2 separate regions of the Homo sapiens genome follow, and region 2 is linked to region 1. Evidence: chromatin loops called from intact Hi-C (ENCODE). Cell type or tissue: mammary epithelial cell. All regions are shown on one strand. Region 1 overlaps DTNBP1 (dystrobrevin binding protein 1). Region 2 overlaps LOC101928354 (a long non-coding RNA gene).

Region 1 (8,000 bases):
CTGTGTACATGTATCAAAAATCACACTGTGCCCTATAAATATACACAATTATGTGTCAATTAAAAATAATAATAAAAGCAAAAAATATACGTAAATACTTAAAAATTTTTTAAAAGAAAAGAAACTGGGAGAAAATCATTGCAGAACATACATGATAAAGGACTGTTATCCAAAATATTACAAAGTACTCAATTTGCAACTGAGGGACAGTCTACAAAATATCTGATCACCATGTCTCAAAAAATTGTCATGGTCATCAAAAACAAAAAATGTTTGAGAAACTGTCAGAGCCAGGAGGAGCCTAAGAAGACAAGATGACTAAATTTAATGTGGTCTCCTGAATGAGACCTTGGAACTGAAAATAATATTAAGTAAAAAAAAATTAATAAAGTATGAATTTTTATTAATGAAGATTTTATTTTTAATTAATCTTTGTTTGATCCAAACAGCTATTAGATAATCCAGAAGTGTTGACATTTTCTCTTTTTATCCTCCTCTCAAGCATTTATCCTTTGAGTTAGAAACAATCCAATTACATTCTTTAAGTTATTTTAAAATATACAATTAAGTTATTATTGGCAATAGTTACCCTACTGTGCTATAAAATAGTAGGTCTTATTCCTTTTTTTTTTTTGACACTTTCTAATATCCTAAATTTTAACTCTATTAAATATTTGTGCTTATAAAAACTCCCTCTCCTCTCTGCTAGGGTGTAAGGCTTAAAAACATGAATTTGGTCGGGGGGGAATAACATTTTATTCAAAAGTGAAAATTTGATGACAAGCAGTTTAGCAGTTTTCTTCAGACATTTTAGGTACTGACTTTTATCATATTAATATATCACGGTAAATCTGGAAAAGGCTAATAATAATGTAGTTCATGGTGCTTTTGAATCTAGCTTCAGGGACCACATCAAACAGCTACTATATGTGATTATGGAACGCTTAAATGAAACAATTTGTAAAATCTAAATTTTAGCCAATAACTGTATTTAAGATTTTAAAGAATGTCATAAATGGTACATAAGGAGTTTATATGGGGGAATCAGGCAAAATGATGTACTGCCATTTATATATATATTTTTTTGTAGAGACGAGACCTCACTATGACCTGGCTGGTCTTGAACTCCTGGGCTTGAGCGATCTTCCTGCGTTGGCCTCCCAAAGTGCTGGAATTACAGGTGTGAGCCACCCCACCCAGCCTACATTGTTTTTTGTTTTATTAAATGAAAAACTGACTAGGAGATTCAGCTTGGGAGCTAGTACTCCTAGTACTAAAGAAGCAATATTCAGCTCATTCTGTTATAACTAGTCTGACATGGTCTTAAAATGTATAAAACACTATCATAGCTAATAGGATTATTTAAAAGGCTGTTTCATTTTGATTAGTGATAAAAACTAGAATAGTTAAATTTAATATAGACTCCATTTAACTCTAAGCTACTTGGTGCATTCAGTATCGTGCATGTATGCTTAGCATATGGGGGACGGGTTAAGAGCTAGGCTTTGAAGCACAAGCTTAAAAACCCAGCTCTGCTCCTGCCAGATGAGATGCAATGTGATACCTCGTCTGTGAAGAGAGAGCTAACAACACATATCTTGCAAAGCTGTTAAAAGGATTAAATGAGCCGAAGTACCTAAACTTAATACTTGACAGTAAATAATTAATGTTTGAATATAAAAAATAGAGAAAATTTTTAGATTAGCTAAGTTTTATATTTAATAAAAGTGATTGAAAACTAATAATTTCATTGACCAGTAATGATCATGATGTAAACAAGATCTATGGATCTATTAGATCAAAATGTCAACAACATTTTCATTTTTATCTTACAAACTTACACACCTATAAGTTATTTTCCAGGCTATAGTCTTAGACTTAAGATCTCCTACAGGTAAAAGGAATTAAATTTCAAATGATTTTTCTGAAAAGAAACTATGTAATGGAGCCAACAATTATTCTATGCTGGAAAATGTGTATGTTCTTTTTACCTCTTTAATCTTTATCTGGACAGATGGCAATTTCCATTTAGATTCTAGCTCTGTTGGTTGACTACAGAGCTAATGAGGCCAGGAACTTAAATGAGGTTGATCTCTAGGCAGGCCAATTAATTTCTCACAGACAGAAATTCTGTTCTAGGTACAAATTGTACTTGCTGCCCTAGTCACTCTTTTGTTAATAACGTGGGGACCAGATGAAAACATGTGAGTGGTTTATCAACCTGGAATTCCTAATGAGAAACAAACTGTACATACTTCTGAATAGGACGGCCTCATGCTCTTGTGCTGAATGACAAATTTAGACTAAAAATGCTTGAAATAGTCCGTGGTCATTTTACTGCTAACACCAAATTCATATTTATGTTCTCCCCTTTAAAAAGCTTCACAGGCTCCCCAGCCCTTTCAAGTTAAACTCCTTATCATTCAGAGAGCTACTGCTCTCTGGCCACAAACTGTTTACTTCACTTCTTTCCTTCACATATTCTACATTACAGCAAAACAAGAGGAGTACTGAGCGTTGGTGCCTCCTCCTCCTTGCCTCTGCCTGTCCCTAACCCCGGCCTGTCTTTTCAGGCTTAGGCCAGTGGCAGCCCGCCCTCCTCCCACAGGGCTCCCTTCCTCTTCTGTGCTTCCCCAGACCTTTCAGCCTCACACAGGACTCACATTCTGACTGATATCATCCAACCAGTTGTGTACTCTCATATCTCTCAGGAATCAGTAAGGGCCTTAAAGGTGCAGACTGTATTTTTGCTTTTTTGCTATCCCCTAATAACCCTGTCTGTTGAATTCAATAAAGAATAATTTCTGGTGATAGAATGATTTTATTACTCTAACATGTAAAATAACTGAGAAGGCAAAACTATTCATGGTCATCTAGTTTAAATATTAAGAGACTATGCCAAATTTTGTAAAAGAATAAACATGAGCAGAGAACTTAGAAAACATTAAACAACATGATGATACTTTTAGTATATTAAACCAGGTCACATTATCAGTGACTTAAAACAGAAGAAATGATGAAAATTTTCCATTTTAACACTTAGCAGACTTGAAATCAGTAACAAAATATAAAATAATTGCATTGAAAAAAATAAAGGTTCATCCCCTTATATTAAACTTAAAAAAGCTCTTCATATAATAATGACAAGTACATACGTAATGTGTATTCCGAATATTTTATGTTGAATTTAAGTTAGCAGAAATTTAATTTCCCTGTCACAGCCTGCTCATTTCCTGTTGCAAAACAAGTTGCATATATGAGTACATTTGGTAACCAACTTAGGATGCATATACATAAAATACTAGCAGGCCTCCATGGACACAAATATACCTTTACAAGAAGCTCAAGCCTCACCATTTTGCTCGCTATAACAACCGCATATGTCTCATTTAGTGATCAGTGAAAGAGATAGGTAGAATTTTATTGTGAAAAGCCATTTGGGAATGCCTGACAGCTGTGCAAAAAAGAGCTTCACAAATTTTTGCAAGAAGGCCGTCCCAGAGGAAAAGCAATTCTGTTTGGAATTTTTCTTTGTGCCATTTGTTTCAAATACATATCATCTGTAGTGTAACCACTGATATATAAAGAATGAAGCAGCACACTAAAATTATTTCCCACTTAATGAGTTATTTTCTAACAAAATAATTAGCCTTATGGAACAAAGAACTCTCCTTGGCTGCAAACCCATAGGTCACAGAGGCCAGGTACTGAAAGACCACAAGACTGTTCAAATGCTTACGTTACACTTTTATGTACTAAGGTAATAAGGTAATGATGGTATGAATAAGGAAACTTTAAGAAGTACATTAACTTGCAAAAGCCATTATGGAACAAATGAGATCTATGTAGTAGCCTAAAAGGTGTCTAAGAGAATTAATGTGCCTCTTGAAGGGTCTAGCCTCAGAAAGGAACCTGGACATCTGATAATCTAGTCCATGAAAAACTGACAGAGCTATGATAATCTCTTTGTTAGATGCCCTCTAAAATTCTGTACAGAAAAAAGCAAAATAATACTGTATCAGGCTAGGTCAAACCAAAAGAAAAACACAAACTCAGTATACGGCTGCTATTCTCTTATATCTAAGAATTCTTATCTAAGAGTTAACAGCATCTTCTGGCTGGGTACAGTGGCTCAATCCTGTAATGCCAGAGCTTTGGGAGGCTGAGGCAGGAAGATCGCTTGAGTCCAGGAATAGTCTGAGGCTGCAGTGAGCTATGATCACATCACCATGCTACAGCCTGAACAACAGAGTGAGACTCTGTCTCTTAAAAAAATTAAAATTTTAAAACAAAAACAAAACCCAGAATCTTCTGTTCTAGATGAAGGGAACAGTCTTTTAAAAATAGGTCATATAAAATAAACTAAGAGAAAATTCAAAGACAAGGCTTTAACATTTTGAACTTCAATAAAGGAATAGGATTATACTACCCTCTAGTGGAAGTTCAAGATAATTCAGTATATACTTTTCAAACATATTTTTCCAGTTTTATGATTAAAAAGCACTGTGGTTTTTCACAGAATAAGAAAGTGCATAGAATCTGGATAAAAATATTCCATTGTATGCTTACACACCTTCAATGTACAGAATACTAATATCACCACATTGAATCTTGTGGTTTTGCATTCTAAACTGTTTTGCAGCACAAGCTAAACTGCCTAACATCCATCCAAACCCTCGTGTCACAGAATAATGGTTTTGTGAATTCGCAAAGGCTAGAGAGGCCCCCATTAGAACGTCAGCATCTTGATGGCAGGTGCCCAGCCTTGTTCACTGCTGTGTGTCCAGAGTCTGTACGCAGTGCGTGGTGCGTGGCAGATGCCCAGCATGTACCAGGCACTGTGCTAAGTGGTTACGTTTGTCATCTCCTTTAATCCTCCAAATACCTACAAGACAGGTATGCTCATCGTCATTTTGCAGACAAGAAAACTAAAGCTTGGAGCCATTGAGAAATCTGCACAGTTTTTAAAGTGAGGAAGTTGGATTGGGAGCCAAACCCGATCTGTCAGTTCATAGCCCTTGTTTTCCAGTTCCCAGCATACCCTTATTACTTATTTTTAAAACGACAAACCTTACCAGTAAGTATCAATTAAATAGGCTCCTGTAAGCTGGACTGAAGCCAATATGAATGGATCATCTGTTGTAACTTAACAATTCCCAAGGGGCTAGGTACCAGGAGCCATATTAATGAAGCCATGGGATAACACAGCTAAAAGCATCATCAAAAGTCCAAATTGCTCACATAACATAAATCCTTTGCCCTTCAATAAAAGCAGGGCCTCTAGAGAGCAAAGTAAGACCAAAAGAGTGAAGCAGCCTGGAAAATGGAGGGACTGACAGGATATGGTGTTACATTTGACAGTGAAAGGGCAACAAGTTCAAAGAAGTTAGGGGGACCCTGTGACTAAATATAATCGGTTACCATTTTCTTCTAAGTTTGTTTTTATTTTTTATTATTGCTTAACTATTTAAGCTTTGTAATATTATGTCAAGGTATTTGGGTAATAATAGGAGAGATTTTGAGGCTTCCAAAAAAAAAAACCCAGTAAATGAGTAAGCATTTAAAACACTAAATGTTTCCAAAATCTAAGACTGATACATAAATGCATCAAAATGAATTCATAAAGTACATTAATGGTACAGATACATGTTTACACAACTCACTCCATCAAATTTGGCTTCAAAGTGTTTGTTTTCCTACTGTAAAGAATATCGTCAGCAATGATTCTATAAAGCTTAAATTGCTTAGCTAAAAGCCTCATGATTTTAAAACAACTCTCTCTGGGCTTATTCTAGGCCAACAAATACTAACTAGGTCTCTAAAATTCCAAGTTTTGATATGCTATCTTCCACAGTCATTCATTACTAATTATAAATATCAGGCAAATAACAGCAATAGATTAAAACCCAAAGGAAGCATGTATTTCAAAGGCTAACAGATAATTCAGATTGGCAATATATATGAAAAGCAACCATCCAGACATACCTTCTAAAAAAAACTGAACTAACTCTCTAAAAAGAGCTCAATATCGGTTAGACATAGATGAGAGGAAAAAAATGACTCAAATTAATTTAGCAGTGATTAACCAGAACAGTATATCAGATAATGTTTTAGCTTTCATTTGTCTTTAGTGTTAGATGTTCTCAGATTACTAAAAAAGAGAGGATTCAAGTGAACATTTGGAAGGCCTACCTTGTGCATTTAAGAAGCCAAAATGCAGTTTCTGAAGAATAAGGTCATGTGTCACTAAACATCAAACATTTTTCAGGATATTAGAATCCTAATTGGGAACGAACATACAATATATTCTATGAAAGACTTATAGAGACTGCATTTTCTAAACAGAATTGACTATGAAAATAATGAGAACTGTGGCAGAATGCATTTAATCAATAGAGTGGTATTAAGCAAACAACAACTATCCGTAAACAGATTTACTCTCAGCTGGGGAAATAAAAGAGGTTATCATAAGAGAACATGTCTGCAAAGAAACATACAACCAATGAAAAGCAAGTGACTCAAAGAGATACAGGAAGATGAGCTGAAAGAAAGTGGCTAAGAAGAATGTTCCGAACATCTTAAAGGCTATGTCCAAGGCTTGGGAAGGACCATTACTATACCTGTAAGAGGAAACCAATGCAGACGGCAATCACAGCCATTTTACACTTTTCTAAGACCCAGAATCTCTTTTCCATGCCCTGCCTTCAGAAATAACAAAACACTGACCCTGAAAGGCATGGCAACAGCCAGGGGACTTGAAGAATACAGTTCATAGAGACCTACTGAGAGCTCCCATCCCACTGCCTCATCACCTCATCCTACTGCCTCATACTGATATTGAGGATATCATCAATGTGGTTGGAATCCTAGATGCATTTATAAATTTTATGATTCTGAGCAAGTTGCAACCTCTCCAAGCCTTAGTTTATCTGTAAATTGGGAATAATAAAAGCTACTTTTGTGGGGTTCTTGTGAGAATTACAGATAGTATCTGTAAATCATCTAATCATCTCTGACATACAGTAGGTGCTATAAACATTAGCTACTGTTATCAGCAACAGCACTCCAAATACTACGTATCTATTTTGTTCACACACAAAAAACTGTCTTATGACTTGCCAATTACTTGCCTTGTAAATCAGTCATGTTTTGCTTTGAATAAGGCAATATTAAAAACAGGAGGAGATAATAGGGTATCTTTAGCTTCCCACCTAAAAGACTAAAACAGGTTATTAGCTCATACAGACAGCTCCTACCTCCTACTTTACTAAGATCTTAAGCTTGATTAGGAAATAGTAAGCTGCAATATTATCCTTAGATGTGGCATCATCAAACATAAAAGATAATTTTCTGAATATAAACCCAAGAAAAAAAGAATACCAACATAATCCATCCAAATGAACAACGACAAAAAAATAAATTTCCACAGAGTATAAATTTAGCCAAACAGGTACCCTAATTTACTTTGTTGTTGTTGTTGTTTGAGACAAGGTCTCACTATGTTGCCCAGGCTGGATTCAAACTCCTGGGCTCAAGCACTCCTCCTGCCTCAGTCTCCAGAATAGCTGCAACTGCAGGCACGTGCCACCACACCCAGCACAAGTACCCTCATTTAACCAGGTTTGTTTGATCTCCAATCCGTTTGAAGAGAAAAAAATACACTACAAGACATGAAGTTCTAGCATATCTAAATTTTAAAAGCAACAATTTCTGGAATACATTCTACAGTAAGGACAAAGTCACCTAATCCATTTTCTATATGTATGCTTTTAAACAGAGACCAAATGTCAACAAAGACAACCTGAGTCACTTTAAGAATCAACATAATTATAATTATGTGTCCGGAGCTGACCTGAGGCAGAAACAGAACTAATTTCTACACTTTACATCATTTTCTGTGGAATCCTCAACTAATCAAAATATGAAATCATGATTTTCCAAAAAATCCTGTTAACCCAGAATTTCATGTGTTCCTGAAAAGCTCTGAAATTACACCAAAC
Region 2 (8,000 bases), 910 kb before region 1:
GATGTACTTCACAGATGTGAGTTGTGCTTGGGAACACGACTCAGAGACTGCGTGGCTCTGACACAGGCATCAGGCGTGTGCAGCTCCCCCGCAGTTTCCCACAGCTTCACCGTCATCCACTCTCATGTCCCTTCAGAGTGCTGCCCACTTCCCGCCCAGCAAAGGACTGCATTACTCAGCACACAGCGACCCCTGACTCAGTCGATGTGGGAGGAGATCGTCATCAAGGCTGATGTGAGTCTAAGAAACATCCTGACTGGCCTAAGAAGACCATCGGGACTTGCCAAGTGGCCCCAGCTCATGGGGTTCATTCCTTCTTCTCTTATTGTGTTTAAAAGTGGTATAATTAGCAACTTGTTGAAAATGCTGGCTTACTTCCCGTTACCAGGGCTCAGCACGCCATACTCCCAATCATTGGTCCAAGCAGACATGTTTACTAAGTGAGTGGGGGATGAGAAAGAGAAAGGACAGATGTGAGGGAAATAGACAGAGCTGAATAGCACCTCACAATGAAACACACGAACTCCTGGGAAATTCTCATTTTAACACAACTGTAGTTCCCATGCGTTGGAACCTAATGTTTACCTTCATAACGGCTCCATCAGAAAGGCACTGTCATCATATGAGAAAACCAAGGGTGAAAGATTAGGTAATTTGCCCAAGGTCTCTTTAATATCTTCCAAATATATCTGCACTTGTTTCCTACTTGGACTCATTTAATGAGTTAGGAAATGAGGGAGCTGAGTTTCCAAACGAAGCCTAATCCCTGCTCTTTTGACCTCTATAAAATCTATCAGAATATTAACAAAGGGTGTTTAATAAAATGAGTTTGGATAGAGAACAAAGAAAACCCAGAGGTATTTGGAAAATGGTTTGTTCCAAGATCTTCTAAGTTAGCTATCTCATCATTGTCATGTTATTCTTGCTACTGCTGACAACCTAGCTTCCTGTATATAAAGAAGTATCAAAGAAAATACTTAATATTCTGCTTTCTTCACAAATACTCTCCTTCCAACTTCCCTTATTTCTTTTCCTCAGCTCATTTCTGTGTTGGCCAATCAAGGTCTTCCCAGGACTTCATCAGCATGAGACCAGCTCCACCTCCACACCTAACACAGCAGGTCTCCTCCAATTTCCCAAGAATCCTCTCTGAAGTCTGGCAGACCTTGTATTCAGCTGTATAAATGCTGCCTTCATCAGCAACCAAGACTTCATCTTCCCAGGCCCTCTTTGAGCCAGCCCCACCTACACCCAATCCTGGCTGCTTGAATTACAAACACACCTAGAGAAGGGCTTGTGACCCCTAGACCTGGCCCACCAGTGGCTTCTGCCATCCAAATACAGCTTGGCCCTGACAGGTACTTAGTAACCTGGTATTTGTCCTTCATCCACTCCCTGACTCCTTCCCCAGAACAACAGTTAAAGACCTTCTCACCTTGTCTTCAGCCCCATTCCTGGTTGAATAATACCCTTCTCCTCCTTCACCGAATAGCCAGAGCCCTTCTAGAGTCAACTTTGCTCTGAGGCCCCCTTTATCTGCATGCATCCCTTTCTCCTGCCTCTCCCCCTTCCTTTCCCTTGTCTTAAGACCTATTCCCCCTCAACAATCCTCTACAAATCCTGCCCTGGGTGTTTCCTTCCTCTGCTGAGGTCCTGAAGCACTTCTTATTGGCAACCTTCATTTGGCTTTGAAGGTACATTGCCAAATATCCCTTATCTTTTTTTTTTCCCTTTTCTTCTCTTCATATTTTAAATTGCACAAACAACAGTCTGGCTCATCTCTTTCTATGCACATATCCTGTCTACCCAACCCAATTGGGTGTCCTCCAATGCTTTGTCCTTCCCATCTGCTCATCTCCCTCCTAATGATTCCCTTGGAGAGGGCTCATCCACTTGCAGAGCACCATGGATACTACACAGATTCTTGCCACCAAACCTTGTTCAAGCCCCCCTGGCCTTACCGGCCTTTCTCCTTCTCCCAATTAATCGAAATCTGCACTCTTTCCTCAAGGCCACCTCACATTCCAATCAAGCCTTCTCCAACAAACACAGATCCACAACTACCTGTTTCTCCTCTGACTTTCTATAGATATTTTAATGCTTATATATAGTCTTGTTTTATTGGACCTCCTTTTGGACCGTAAATACAGTGAGAGTTTCCTGAGGACAACGACCAAGGCCTCAGCGTTGTGTTTCCCTAACATGGTGCTAGGTATTCTGAGGGTGCTTATTCATTACGTGCTATCTATAACACATGCAAAAAATAAAGCATAATTCAGACTTTTAGTTTCAAATATGGCACAGTAAACTAAAGCCCTAGTAGCTCTAAACTGAGCAAAGTCTGCAGCTAAAACTGAGCAAAAAATCTAAACCCTTGGAGTGAAGGATTTTGTGTATTTAAGAATCTCCTTTCAGCCGGGCATGGTGGCTCACACCTGTAATCCCAGCACTTTACGTGGCTGAGGCGGGCGGATCATGAGGTCAGGAGTTCGAGACCAGCCTGGCCAACATAGTGAAACCCTGTCTCTACTAAAAATACAAAAAATTAGCCAGGCATGGTGGCACATGCCTGTAGCCCCAGCTACTCGGGAGGCTGAGGCAGGAGAATCACTTGAACCTGGGAGGCAGAGGTTGCATGAGCCGAGATCGCGTCACTGCACTCCAGCCTGGGCAACAGAGCAAGACTCCATCTCAAAAAAAAAAAAAGAGAGAGAATCTCCTTTCACAGGGCACCAAGTTCAGTGACAGTGCAGAAAGCACCCAACTTCACAGGGTTGTCTTATCTGAGAGCAGAAACGCAACACCTTGAAAGAGCCTGTCTGGATCAAGAATTCAGCCCTCATTTTCCTAAGTGGAAAGTCTCATGTGGCCAAGCAAAGGTGACCCGATGAAAGCCAGCGTGTTCAGCCTCCTTTCAAATCGGCAGCCATAATTGCTACTCGCATTTAACATGGCACCAATCACAACCGTGTTCTGGGGCCAAGAACACTGGCCAGCTTACCACCTTCTGAAACTCGGGTGGCTGAGATCCAAGGCCAACAAGACTGAAGAGATGAGTCGCAGCAGTGGAACCCAACAGCTGCCACTGTAATTCAGGGAGCGTCCCCATAATCTGGCAGGGCAGAGTGGAACCTGTCATCCCCAGGAATTAGGGACAATTCAACCTGCAACCCTCAGAAGTTAGGTCTCCAGTAACTGCTACTGTTAAGAAAGTCCTCTCTTGCCTCTTCCTGGTTTGCAAATGTTGCTAGCCCTCTTGGATTAGCGAGCTAGGCCCCGTCTCGGAAGCGAGGTGTGGCACTTCACCCAGCAGACACACCCTCACAGACAGTCCCCATGTAGATGACAAGAAAAAGCTGACAACCAACGGTCCCAGGCTCTTCCATTATGATTGAAGCTCATGGGAGCTCGGCATCACTTAAAATGTTCTGTAAAGTTCTCAGGATGGTATTTAATAAGGCAGCAATTCAGTGTCAGTTCAAAAGCCATTTGGGGTGGAAATGGAGGGTAAAGTTGAGATGTCATAAACTCAGTAGCTTCCAAATTTTATTACAGGCTTTTTCAGGTCTAACAATAGCAATTTGGAGAAGGGAGAGAAAAGACATTACTCAGTCTTCAAAAGTACACCCCAAACTCATGCGAACTGTGAGCTGACACTGCCATCTGCTCTCCCTGACATGTGGTGTGGGAAGCATGATTACCATTTTCCTCTAAGGCCAGCGTCCTCTTTAGGATTCTCCCTCTAGCACCGGGCCTAGGACAGTCTTAATCCTGACAGTCCAGAACTTCAATTTTACTATTCACTCAACAAATACTTTTCAAGCATTTATATGCGCCAGACACTGTTATAAAGTCTGGGATGTAGCAATCACTAAAGTAGGAAAAGTTCTGCCTTGTTGGGGTGTTTATTTGCTAGTTAGGGGGACACAGGAATTAACAAATAATCAAGTATGAATAAACAGACTATCAGATGGTGATAGGTGCTATGGAAAAAGCAAGGCAGATTAAGAAGGACAGAAATCATCCAGGCAGGGGTGGGGGGAGTGGGGGATGTGGATTATGTGGTGCGGTCAGGGAAGGTCTCACTGAAGAGGTAACATCTCAGGAAGACCCAAGCAGGGGAAAGAGAGGCCATGTAGAATTGCAGGGCAGGGTTTTTCAGGCAAAGGGATCAGAAAGGGCCAAGACTGTGAGGCAGGAGAGGGATTGGTGTGTTTACAGAACAGCAAGGGGCCAAAAGGAGCGAGGAATGACGGTGACAGTGGAAGGAGCTAAGACAGGAGAGGTGGCCGGAAGCCAGATCGCTTGCAACCTTGCAAACCATTTTAAGGACTTCACCTTTAACTCAGCACATCAGTCAGGGCCTAACCAGGAGACAGAAGCCACACCAGTTATTTTAACACGGCTAATTTAATATAAAGAATAATTTTCTAGGAATAAAGTCTTAACCAGGTAACTGAAAGAGTAAAAAGACAACTCTAAGGTGTCTTTCGTATAACAACTTCAGGAAGCTCCACCCCTGGGGCTGGCAGAAGAAAAAGGGGGCTGTCGGATAATTAAAATTTAGAAGCTTAGAAAACAGTCCCATGGGGCTAGAACCCAAACCTCAAAGATGGGGCAATGGCAGTCAGTGCTGTGGCCCTAAAAAGGCACAATGAGTCTGGTTCTTGAGTGTAGGAAAAATTGCAACGTAGATTGAACAGCTGCTACAGGAAGAAACTGCTGCTGCCAAGATGAAGCAGCAGTACTGGGGTGCTGCACACAGGAGCCACAGGCAGACAGGATACCCATGGGAAAGAGTAGGAGCCTCTCTAGCAACCCCTACTGGCTGAGTGCAACAAGGAGCCCAACAAAGGAGAAATGCAGTGTTCAGGGGCCCAGCATAGAATCAAGTATTGAAGGAAGGCTTTGGAGCTGAAAGATGATAACTTACTAACTGGAACTCTCTGAATGAGATAAGATTTTGAGCAAGGAAGTGACAAAAGCTGACTCACTCTGACATCTGTGTTGAAAACAGACAGTAGAGGAGCAGCAACAGTGGAGGAGGGAAGGAGTGGATGGATTCTGAATACAGGCATCCCACTGGATTTGCTGATGGTGTCCATGTGAGCTGTGAAAGAGAGGAGTCAAGGGTGACTCCTTCATCGAGGCCTGAGTAACTGAATGGAGACAAATTTACTGAGGGAGCAGGGAGAGCAAGGGGGCAAGAACAAGCTTGTTAGGTCAGCTTAGGTGTGAGGTGCCTGTTAGAAATTCAACTGAGGGGCTGGGCGCCTGTAATCCCAGCACTTTGGGAGGCTGAGGCGGGTGGGTCACCTGAAGTCAGGAGTTTGAGTCCAGCCTGGCCAACATGGTGAAACCCCACCTCTATTAAAAATACAAAAATTATCTGGGTGTGGCAGACACCTGTAGTCCCAGCTACTCAGGAGGCTGAGGTGGAAGAATTGCTTGAGCCCAGGAGGCAGAGGTTGCAGTGAGCCAAGATCGTGCCACTACACTCCAGCCTGGGTGACAGAGTGGGACTCCATCTCAAAAAAAAGAAAGAAAGAAATTGGACTGACAATGACAGCAGGCAGTTGCATCCCCAAGCCTGGGGAGGGTTTAAGTTAGAGATATAAATTTGAGGCTCACCCATCATATAGATGGATTTTAAAGCCACATGATTGAATGAGATCATGCGTGTCATCTCAACGTCACTTAGAATATGACATGGCTAAGAATCAGCTCTGGAATCAGAATGATGTCAATTTGAATTCAAACTCTATCGTCACTGGATTTTCTCAGATGTTCTAAGCCCTGATTCCCTCATGTGTAACCTAGAGATGATACTAATCATGCTGACTACACTGATCTTATGTACGGATTAGATTCAGTAACGTAAGGAAAGCCCTTACACCAGTGCCTGATATCAACTCTTATAAATAAGAGTTATTATCATTATCATAGTTTTATGATATTATTAGTAGTCAAAGATAGCCAGAGCCTAGAAAATTAGGCTTCTAAGACCCAAAAGCAAAGAGACCTGAATTGTACTAAAAAGACAACTTATTAATTGTAGGAGAAGATACAGTGGCATCTTATGTGAAATAGGTATATAAACCATGACTCTGAATTACTGTGGCTTTCCTTTTACAGATACATTTATTCGGAGTACTAAAAATTTTTTTTTTTTTTTTTTTTTTTTTTTTTTTTGTAGAGACAGGGTCTCATGTATTGACCAGGCTGGTCTCCAACTCCTGGCCTCAGTGTCCCAAAGTGCTGGGATTCAGGTGTGAGCCCCCATTCCCTACCTCAAATGGTTTCTAATCAGGCCAATTCTCCTGACCTGTAACAGAGCCTGCCCTAGCTCTCAGAATTCTGCTGCAGAATGGGCTAGCAGTCAAGTTTGTTCTTCTCCATGAGAAGGTTTAGCACCTGGAGAGTTGAGAGGTAAGTTTGATGTACATGAGGACTGTTCCTCTGGTTTGTGAATAACCAGCCAGGGAGTAAAAAAAAGATGCCAGACAACCCTCACAAAGGAAAGAAGGAAGGGAAAGACAGATCCACAAAACGATTCTAAAGGAACATTATTAGCAAATCCTTTAAAATACCAAAACTGAGTGTGCAGGGCAAGACCAAGATAGAAACAGAATGCTTGCCTGGGGACAAACTATGGAGACATCAGCATGTGCCTGTCGTGAGTGAGCTGCTGATGAGTCAGGAATGAGCACAGCCCCAGGGTGACTCCGAGACCCTGTGCACCCGTCACCACTCACTCCTAGTTGGCCTGGGAACAGAGCCCCATCCTCCATTAATTGTTCACCTCTCATTAAGCATTTTTGCATCAGGCAGCCATTCCTTTCCAAGAGCTCAATTGCAGGGTTATGTAAGGTTCTCCTGTATTCCTGGCCGGAGAACTGAGACCAGCTGCCTGTCCAGGGCGCTCCCTTCCTAGGCGGTAGGTCACTCCAGGAAACCAAACGGCAGATTACAAAGCCTAGAAAACACAGCAGGGGAGTAGAAGAGGCTGGATGTCCTCCCAGGCTGCTCTCAACTGTAGAGAGCAGAAAATTCTCTGCTTCCTGAACCCCGAGTATGAAATCAAATCTCCCCATCCCCAGGTTGGTGTGAAGGACCTTTCAGCCAAGTCTCTCCACGACCACCTTGGATGATATCAAAGCTCTTCCCATTGTTCTTCTGCTTCCAGAGCCTTCTCCCACACAAGTTCCCAACCCTTTCACCATGTGAAAAACTCCACCATCCAAAGATTCTATTCCAAACAGCTGTTCCTGGATGCGAGGAGGGATCCATCTAGAACAGTGATTCTCAACCCTGGCTGCGCTTTGCAGCCTCCAGGGGAGACTTTAAAAGTGCTGATGTCCAGTCTCCACCCCAGGCTCTCTGGGAATGCGGCTCAGGCACCAGTATTGTTTTTAAGTTCTTCAAGTGTTTTGACTGTGCAGCTGCATTTTAAAACTAATTGTTTTCGACTATAAATTCCCTTCAGTATACTAAAGCCATTGCCGACCCTCAGGGTTGTTTTTCTAAGAACGCATGATACGACTGTCATCGTGATAGTTGCTATAAGTTCCTTCTTCTCTCCCTCTGTTAAAAGATACACCTTAGACAAATAAAATTTAACCGAGTTTAATTGAGCAAATAATGATTCGTGGATCAGGCAGCCCTTGAACCAGAATAGGTTGAGAGGGGCTCCAGCATAGCCACATGGTGGAAGACTCATGGACAGTAAAAGGAGAGTGATGGACAGGAAACAGAAGTGAGGTACAGAAACAGCTGGATTGGTCACAATCTGGTGTTTGCCTTACTTGAACAGGGCTTGAACAGTTGGCCCCCTGTGATTGGCCAAAATTTGGTGATTGGCACAATAATAGATTACAGTCTGTTTACATGTCCAGGTGGGTGACCATTTACTGTGTACAGAGAAACCTTTAGGCTGAACTTAAAATATGTAGGGAGATAGCTTTAGGGCTAAACTTAATTTAACTCCCTCCCTTCCTCCC

The links. A loop is a pair of places that touch in the nucleus more often than their neighbours do. Peaks named below come from ENCODE experiments on the same cell type or tissue, not always from the same donor. Only the 100,000 strongest peaks of a DNase experiment are listed, where the experiment ranks them.
Region 2: a loop joins it to region 1, with 4 times the contacts of the local background. A loop is called at or near these places in 2 of 110 quality-filtered maps.

Annotation. Positions count from the first base shown.
Region 1 is chr6:15,619,286-15,627,285 of GRCh38, forward strand. The region is part of intron 5 of DTNBP1 (dystrobrevin binding protein 1); the gene reads right to left. Among named protein-coding and RNA genes, the nearest start is that of DTNBP1, 40 kb to the right of the region's middle. RefSeq lists an enhancer at 2,470-2,569. In mammary epithelial cell, a CTCF peak has its summit at 4,422 (motif pointing left); a DNase peak (open chromatin) is centred at 2,626; H3K27ac peaks cover 351 bases.
Region 2 is chr6:14,706,425-14,714,424 of GRCh38, forward strand. The region is part of intron 1 of LOC101928354 (a long non-coding RNA gene); the gene reads right to left. Among named protein-coding and RNA genes, the nearest start is that of LINC01108, 420 kb to the left of the region's middle. RefSeq lists an enhancer at 1-673. In mammary epithelial cell, a CTCF peak has its summit at 4,823 (motif pointing left); DNase peaks (open chromatin) are centred at 157, 4,907 and 6,697; H3K27ac peaks cover 3,976 bases.